Regions from separate parts of the Homo sapiens genome. Here all the other regions are linked to region 1. A link is an interaction called in ENCODE POLR2A ChIA-PET data of the cell type or tissue named here. Cell type or tissue: GM12878. All regions are shown on one strand. Region 1 overlaps FCHO1-AS1 (FCHO1 antisense RNA 1). Region 2 overlaps NIBAN3 (niban apoptosis regulator 3). Region 3 overlaps BISPR (BST2 interferon stimulated positive regulator).

Region 1 (2,500 bases):
GCCTCCTGGTCCCCAGTGCAGCTGGGGCAGGTGACTCGGGGGATCCAAGGCAGATGGAGGGGTCCCCCACCCCCCAAGCCTCCTCCGCACCCCACTCACAGCCAGCCTCTGGCAAGATCCTAATTTACCTCGATTTATTTTAATCCCCAGAAACAGATGCTAGCTGTACACCCCGCCCCTCAGTAAAAGAGGGACCCCCCCCCCAAGTCCAGGCTCCAGGCCCTTCAAGGCCTGGCCTGGATAAACCGTGCCAGGCAGGGGACCCCACAGTGACCTCCTCCCCAAAATTCCAACCTTGGGGTCCCCACAGAAGATGCCAGTGAAACGCCCCCCACCCCATCCTTAAGGTGGAGGACTGGGATGGGGCAGATTAGAGGAGGGGCCAGGTGACACCCCAGCTCCTCCAGCCACCAGGCCTGGATAGGGGTTCACAGTGGAGGAAAAGGGAAGGGGTCCCTCGTCTCGGTCCCCGGTGGTCTGCAGGCCGGAGCTGGGAAGAGGGAATCTGCGGGTGGTCCCCATCTCAGCCACCGCCCAGGGTTCCAGGCTGGAAGGGGAGCGGCGCCCCCATCTTTGCAGCCCCAGAACCCAGACCTAGGCTTAGAATAAAAGAATTTGGGGAGGGGTCTCGCGTCGTCGCCGCCCCCGTGCACGCTCGGTTCTAGGCCAGGAGACGGGGGATTTGGGGAGCGGTCCCCATTTTCGCCTGCGGACCCCCAATTACCACTTGGAGGGGGAAGCCGGGGCGCCCACCGCGTAGCCCCAACCCCCTGCTCTCCATCCCTCGCGTCCCGCCGCGCCTTTGCCCTCCGCAGCCGCCGGGGCTGCAGGGCACGGTGCGCGTGGGAGGCTGCGCGGGCCAGGGTATCCCAGGGGGTTCCGGGGGGCAACACTCACCTCCTGAGCTCGGGCCGAGCCCCGCGCTCGCCGCCACCTGCGGCTTGGTCGCTGACACCGGAGCCCGCCCCGCCCCTCCCTCCGCGGCTGCGGCGCGGCTGCCGGCGGGCTCCGCCCCCGGGGCGTGGCCTAGAAAGTCCCCACCCCCGCGACGGCGCCAGGAGGCAGGGCGGGCTCTGATCCCGCGCGGCCCCCCATTGGGCCATTTAGGCGCCCAGCTCCGCCAGCTCAGCGCGCTGATTGGTCCAGCCGAAGACTAGGCTCCTTTTTATGTTCCCCCCCTTACGCCACCCGCAGTCTATTTGCATAATTTAAAGAGACAGGCGCCACTCTTTCGCCCTGAGACTCAGTGGTAAGGAGTAAGGAGCGACCAACGTTTATTGAGCGAACAGGCAGGGCTCAGTTGATGACCCCCCACAAGCCTGTAACCTGGACATTATTGGTCTTTATTTTACAAATGGGAAATCTGAGGCTCAGAGAGGGCAAGATCTTGCTTGGAGGCCACACAGCAAGTCTGCAGCCGGCCTAGGGCAGCCCCGGGATCCGGCACCTTGCAGAGGAGGTCATCCCCTCATATGCCATATGATAGTTCTTTTTTGGAGTTCGAACTCGATCGCTTGAGGTTAGGAGTTCGAGACCAGCCTGACCAACATGGTGAAACCCTGTCTCTACTAAAAATACAAAAATTAGCTGGGCATGGTGGCAGGCGCCTGTAATCTCAGCTACTTGGGAGGCCGAGGCAGGAGAATCACTTGAATCCGAGAGGCGGAGGTTGCAGTGAGCCGAGATCACATCACTGCACTCCAGCCTGGGCGACAAGAGTGAGACTTCGTCTTAAAAAACAAACAAACAAACAAACAAAAACAAAGAAAAAGAAAATATAAACTTACACAACACCCGCCAGTCCCCCATCCTACCCTCTGCTTAGGGACAGGGCACCCGGCTGATTTTCTTGCCCCTCCACCAGCCTCCCAGGCTCAGTCAGGGCAGCCCAGGAGCACAGACCAGAAGCTTGGGAGGCCCTAAGGATCTTCTCTTCCCTTCATTACCAGCATTTCATCCCGTGGATTCAGTGTCTCTGAAACAGTTCCAAATTGTCCATTTTCCTACACCCCATAGTGGTCCCAGCGAAGACCCAATTGTCTTCAGCCTGGATGCCAACTCGGTTTCTTATTTGTGTTTCTTGTTCCCTCCATCCCAGCCCTAGACAATCCCTATTCTCCAAGGCAACTGTAGTTGTTCTTTCTTTTCTTTCTTTCTTTGTTTAGAGACGAGGTCTTGCTCAGTTGCCCAGGCTGGAGTGCAGTGGTGTGATCATAGCTCACTGCAGCCTCAAACTCCCAGGCTGAAGCGATCCCCCTACCTCAGCCTTCCAAAATGCTGGGACAACAGGCGTGAAGCACTGAAACTGGCCAGTTCCTTTTATTTCCAAATAAACCTTTTATTTTAGAGCAGTTTTAGAATTATTGTGAAGAGAGTACAGAGAGTTCCTGTATACCCAACACCCAGCTTCTCCTATTATTTTTTTCTTTAATTTTTTTTTTTTAATAGAGACAGGGTGTCCCTATGTTGCCCAGGCTGGTATCAAACCCCCGGGCTAAAG
Region 2 (2,500 bases), 220 kb after region 1:
ACACCCACTTTGCTGCGTAGCAACTGGCTTCCGGTCGGCTCCTGAGGGCCCAGCTCTCGAGAGATCTGCCGCAGGACAGACGCTGCCAGCTGCCCACGGTAGCAAGGCAGGAAGTTCCTCAGCAGGGTGTCCACCTGACCTGCAGGGACAAGGGGACAGTGAACCCAGCAAATTGAATCTGCCCAGGAGACCTGCTTGGGGAGGGCAAAACAGACAGGGAAGCCACCTGGGGGCTCCTGTAGTCATCCTGAGCTTCCAGACAAGTTGTCACCAAATTTCATTCATCCTTCACCCTCCATGCCTGTTTCCATCCATGTGGCTGGGTGAGGGAGCTTCTTTTTTTTTTTTTTTTTTTTTTTTTTGAGATGGAGTCTTGCTCCGTTGCCAGGCTGAAGTGCAGTGGCACGATCTCAGCTCACTGCAACCTCTGCCTCCTGGGTTCAAGCAATTCTCCCGCCTCAGCCTCTCGAGTAGCTGGGACTACAGGCGCACGCCATCATGCTGGGCTAATTTTTGTATTTTTTAGTAGAGACGGGTTTTTTGTTTTGTTTTGTTTTGTTTTTTGTTTTTTGTTTTGATGGAGTCTCACTCTGTTGTCAGGCTGGAGTGCGCTGGCACGATCACAGCTCACTGCAACCTCTACTTCCTGGGCTCAGGTGATTCTCCCATCTCAGCCTCCCAAGTAGCTGGGACTACAGAGACTACAGGCTTCTGCCACCACGACTGACTAATTTTTCTATTTTTAGTAGAGACGAGGTTTCGCCATGTTGCTCAGGCTGGTCTTGAACTCCTGAGCTCCAGTGATCCACTTGTCTTGCACTTTTTTTTCTTTTTTTTGAGACAGGGTGTCTGTCCCCCAGGCTGGAGTGCAGTGGTGCAATCTCAGCTCACTGCAGCCTTGACCTCCTGGGCTCAAGTGATCCTCCCACCTCAGCCCCACTCCAGTAGCTGGGATCATGTGCACGTGCCACCATGCCCAGCTAATTTTTTTATTTTTGTAGAGACAAGGTCTTGCTATGTTATCCAGGCTGGTCTCAAACTCCTGGCCTCAAGCAATCCTCCCACCTTGGTTTCTCAAAGCGCTGGGAATACAGATTGAGCCACACCTTCACTTATAGCTCACGTATCATGTAAGCATATGGTTTGCTGAGCTTTGACACAATCACACATCCGTGAAACCCTCACCACAATCAAGATGAGCGGATCCATCACACCCAAAAGTGTCCCCATATGCTTTACCTGGGGAGCTTTTCAAAAGCTTTTAAAGCTCCAAAGCACACAAGTGAACTTTCTGTGAGTGATGGAGGTGTGCTGTATCCTGATCTATCTGGGAAGTAGTCATATGGGTGATGGGTGACTAGCTCTTTGAGCTGTTGCCCTAAGGCTTGTACACTTGACTGTAAATAAAACATAGTTCCATTCTGCTGCCCGGAATGTGGACCCAATGGCTGGAGCTCCAGCAGCCATTCTGTGCCATGAGGCTACCTTGGGCACAGGAATCCACACATGGCAGAGCCATGAGATGAAAGGACTTTAGGTGTCTAACTTTTACTAGCCTGCCTGCTTCCACACCTCTCAGTTTGAGGAGAAAAAAAAAAAATCCTTATCTTGTTTAAGCCACTATCTGGGGGAAAAAAATCCCAGTGCTACATAGAGTAACTCTTTGAATCCTTACAATGCCCCCCCAGCCCCATGAGCTAGGCGTTGTTGCTATCCCCATTTTACATATAAGAGAATGAAGCCCAGGGAGGTGAAGTCACTCACCAAAGGGCACACAGCAAATGAGGGAATGACCAGGGTGTGAACGTGAATTGTTTGTTTGCAAGATACATCACTGGCCTTAGCACATGCTGTTTCTCCTGTCCAAAATGCTCTTCTGGTATCTCCTTCCTTCCAACACCATCACATCCCTCCAGCCCTGGCTTGATCATTGTCTCCTCAGTGGGCAGTCATCCACCTCTGCTCTTCCCTACCCTCAAGGAACATGTGAGCTCTCTCCCATCATTCTCACCATGCAATTTTGGGTCATGACTTGACCCAAAAACCAAAAAAACACTCTTCCATGCTGCTGCATGGAATGTAGACCCAATGGCTGGAGCTCCAGCAGCCGTTCTGTGCCATGAGGTCACCTTGGGCACAGAAGCCCCACATAGCAGAGCCACCAGAGGGAAGGTGTTTAGACCATGAGCCTGTGAGGGTAAGGCCAATACCAACCCCACAATGTCCCCAGCGCCCAGCACAGTTGCTCACCCCACATATGAGGACAGAGGGACCCGAATGGCACTGAATCTGGCACTGGCCCCTCTTAGTCTCAAATTGGGAACTGAGCCTCCATCCCCAGGGTCCTACCGAGGGGCCTGCTGGTCCCTGCCCGCTCAGGAAGACATCCCTCAGGGCCTGGCTGGGTCTGGGACACCCTCCACTTGGCCCTATGCCTCCCACCTGAACCCCTGCCCTAAATCAGGTCACTAGATTTACCAAATAAAAATAGAAGACACAG
Region 3 (2,500 bases), 340 kb after region 1:
GGAAACATACTGAGACCCCCATCTCTACAAAAAATAAAAAATTAGCTGGGCGTGGTGGTGCACACATATAGTCCCAGCTACGCCAGAGGCTGAGGTGAGAGGATTGCTTGAGCCCAGGAGGTCAAGGCTGCAGTGAGCTATGATTGCACCACTGCGCTCCAGCCTGGGCAACAGGACAAGATTCTGTCTCAAAAGAAAATAAAAAAAGAAAAAGAATGGTAGCATAACAGTTTCCATTTCTAATTTTATTGCGAAAGTAATTGTGGTTTCTGCCATAACTTTTAGTAAGCATAATTAATTAATGCCATTAAAAGTAATGGAAGGCCGGGCGTGGTGGCTCATGGCTGTAATCGCAGTACTTTGGGAGGCCGAGATGGACGGATCATGAGGTCAGGAGTTCGAGACCAGCCTGGGTAACATGGTGAAACCCCGTCTCTACTAAAAATACAAAAATTAGCTGGGCGTGGTGGCGGGTACCTGTAATCCCAGCTACTCAGGAGACTGAGGCAGCAGGATTGCTTGAACCCAGGAGGCGGAGGTCAGAGGTTGCAGTGAGACGAGATCGTGCCAATGCACCCCAGCCTGAGAGACAGACCGAGACTCCATCTCAAAGAAAAAAACAAAAAAAGGCTGGGTGCGGTGGCTCAAGCCTGTAACCCCAGCAATTTGGGAGGCCGAGGCGGGCAGATCACCTGAGGTCGGGAGTTTGAGACCAGCCTGGCCAACATGGAGAAACCTAAACCTCTCTACTAAAAATACAAAATTAGCCGGGCATGGTGGCGCATGCCTGTAATCCCAGCTACTAGGGAGGCTGAGGCAGGAGAATTGTTTGAACCCAGGAGGCAGAGGTTGTGGTGAGCTAAGATTGCATCATTGCACTCCACCCTGGGTAACAAGAGTGAAATTCCATCTCAAAAAAAAAAAAAAAAAAAAAAAAGTAATGGCAGAGGCTGGGAGCGGTGGCTCATGCCTGTAATCCCAGCACTTTGGGAGGCCAAGTCGGGTGGATCCCTTGAGGTCGGGAGTTCGAGACCAGCCTGGCCAACATGTCGAAACCCCGTCTCTCCTAAAAATACAAAAAGTAGCTGGGCATGGTGGCAGGCATCTGTAGTCCCAGCTACTCAGGAGGCTGAGGCAGAAGAATCACTTCAACCCAGGAGGCAGAGGTTGCAGTGAGCCGAGATTACACCACTGCACTCCAGCCTGGGTGACAGAGGGAGAATATATTTAAAAATATAAAATAAAATATAGGCCGGGCACGGTGGCTCACGCTTGTAATCCCAGTACTTGGTGAGTCCAAGTTGGGTGGATCACCTGAGGTCAGAAGTTTGAGACCAGCCTGGCCAACATGGCGAAACCCCATCTCTACTAAAAATGCAAAAAGTAGCCAGGCATGGTGGCAGGCATCTGTAGTCCCAGCTACTCAGGAGGCTGAGGCAGGAGAATCGCTTCAACCCAGGAGGCAGAGGTTGTAGTGATCGAGATCGTACCACTGCACTCCAGCCTGGGCGACAGAGAGAGATTCCCTCTCAAAAAAAAAAAAAAAAAAGTAATGGCAGAAACCGCAATTACTTTTGCACCAACCAATATATAAAAATACATTATATATTTAAAAATATAAAATAAAATATAGGCCAGGTGCAGTGGCTCACGCCTGTAATCCCAGCACTTTGGGAGGCTGAGTCAGACAGATCACCTGAGGTCAGGAGTTCAAGACCAGCCTGGTCAACATGGCAAAACCCTGTCTCTACTAAAAGTACAAAAATAAGCCAGGCATGGCGGTGGGCGCCTGTAATCCCAGCTACTCAGGAGGCTGAGGCAGGGGAATCGCTTGAACTCCGGAGGCAGAGGTTGCAGTGAGCCAAGATCGTGCCACTGCACTCCAGCCTGGGCAACAAGAGCGAGACTCCATCTCAAAAAAAATTAATTAATTAATTAATTAATTAAAACAAAATAAAATAAATATATGTACTTAAAATATATATATATATTTATTTTTAAATAGGGATAGGATCTCTCTATGTTGACCAGGCTGGTCTCGAACTACTGGCCTCAAGCAATCTTCCCATCTCAGCCTCCCAAAGTACTAGGATTGCAGGCATGAGCCACTGCACCCATCCCACCATTTGTAATTGTGGGCGGCAAGCCACCCAGGTGCCAAGGCAAGAGACTGAGGACACGAGCTGTTCCAGTATAATAAAATATAAAACAAGAATAGTTATACCAAATATAGATCTTAGAGATATATGAATATCATTAATCATTAGTTTGTAGTAATTACTCTTTATCCCAATAGTATAATAATCCTCGGTCTACAATCATAACCTAGGAAAAACCAGGCCATACAGAGATAGGAGCTGAGGGGACATAGTGAGGTGTGACCAGAAGACAAGAGTGCAAGCCTTCTGTTATGCCCGGACAGGGCCAGCAGAAGGGCTCCTTGGTCTAGCGGTGACGCCAGCGTCTGGGAAGACGCCCGTTGCCCGAGCGGACAGTGGTC

What was found. ChIA-PET counts read pairs that join two places held together with the same protein. Peaks named below come from ENCODE experiments on the same cell type or tissue, not always from the same donor. Only the 100,000 strongest peaks of a DNase experiment are listed, where the experiment ranks them.
Region 2: POLR2A ChIA-PET joins it to region 1 with 6 read pairs; 4 of 35 experiments call an interaction of 5 or more read pairs at or near these places.
Region 3: POLR2A ChIA-PET joins it to region 1 with 10 read pairs; 5 of 35 experiments call an interaction of 5 or more read pairs at or near these places.

What each region holds. Positions count from the first base shown.
Region 1 is chr19:17,746,212-17,748,711 of GRCh38, reverse strand. All of the region lies in intron 3 of FCHO1-AS1 (FCHO1 antisense RNA 1), which reads left to right. It also overlaps a transcript of FCHO1 not described here. Among named protein-coding and RNA genes, the nearest start is that of FCHO1-AS1, 3.9 kb to the left of the region's middle. RefSeq lists a silencer at 763-1,182. In GM12878, no CTCF peak of the experiment used is centred here; a DNase peak (open chromatin) is centred at 1,121; H3K4me3 peaks cover 1,334 bases; H3K27ac peaks cover 683 bases.
Region 2 is chr19:17,528,394-17,530,893 of GRCh38, reverse strand. It overlaps NIBAN3 (niban apoptosis regulator 3), which reads right to left. Exons shown (of 15, transcript NM_001321827.2): 2 at 9-139. Among named protein-coding and RNA genes, the nearest start is that of NIBAN3, 2.4 kb to the right of the region's middle. RefSeq lists an enhancer at 1-120. In GM12878, no CTCF peak of the experiment used is centred here; a DNase peak (open chromatin) is centred at 1,147; H3K27ac peaks cover 240 bases.
Region 3 is chr19:17,407,879-17,410,378 of GRCh38, reverse strand. The region is part of intron 2 of BISPR (BST2 interferon stimulated positive regulator); the gene reads right to left. It also overlaps a transcript of MVB12A not described here. Among named protein-coding and RNA genes, the nearest start is that of BISPR, 3.4 kb to the right of the region's middle. In GM12878, no CTCF peak of the experiment used is centred here; no DNase peak of the experiment used is centred here; H3K4me3 peaks cover 209 bases.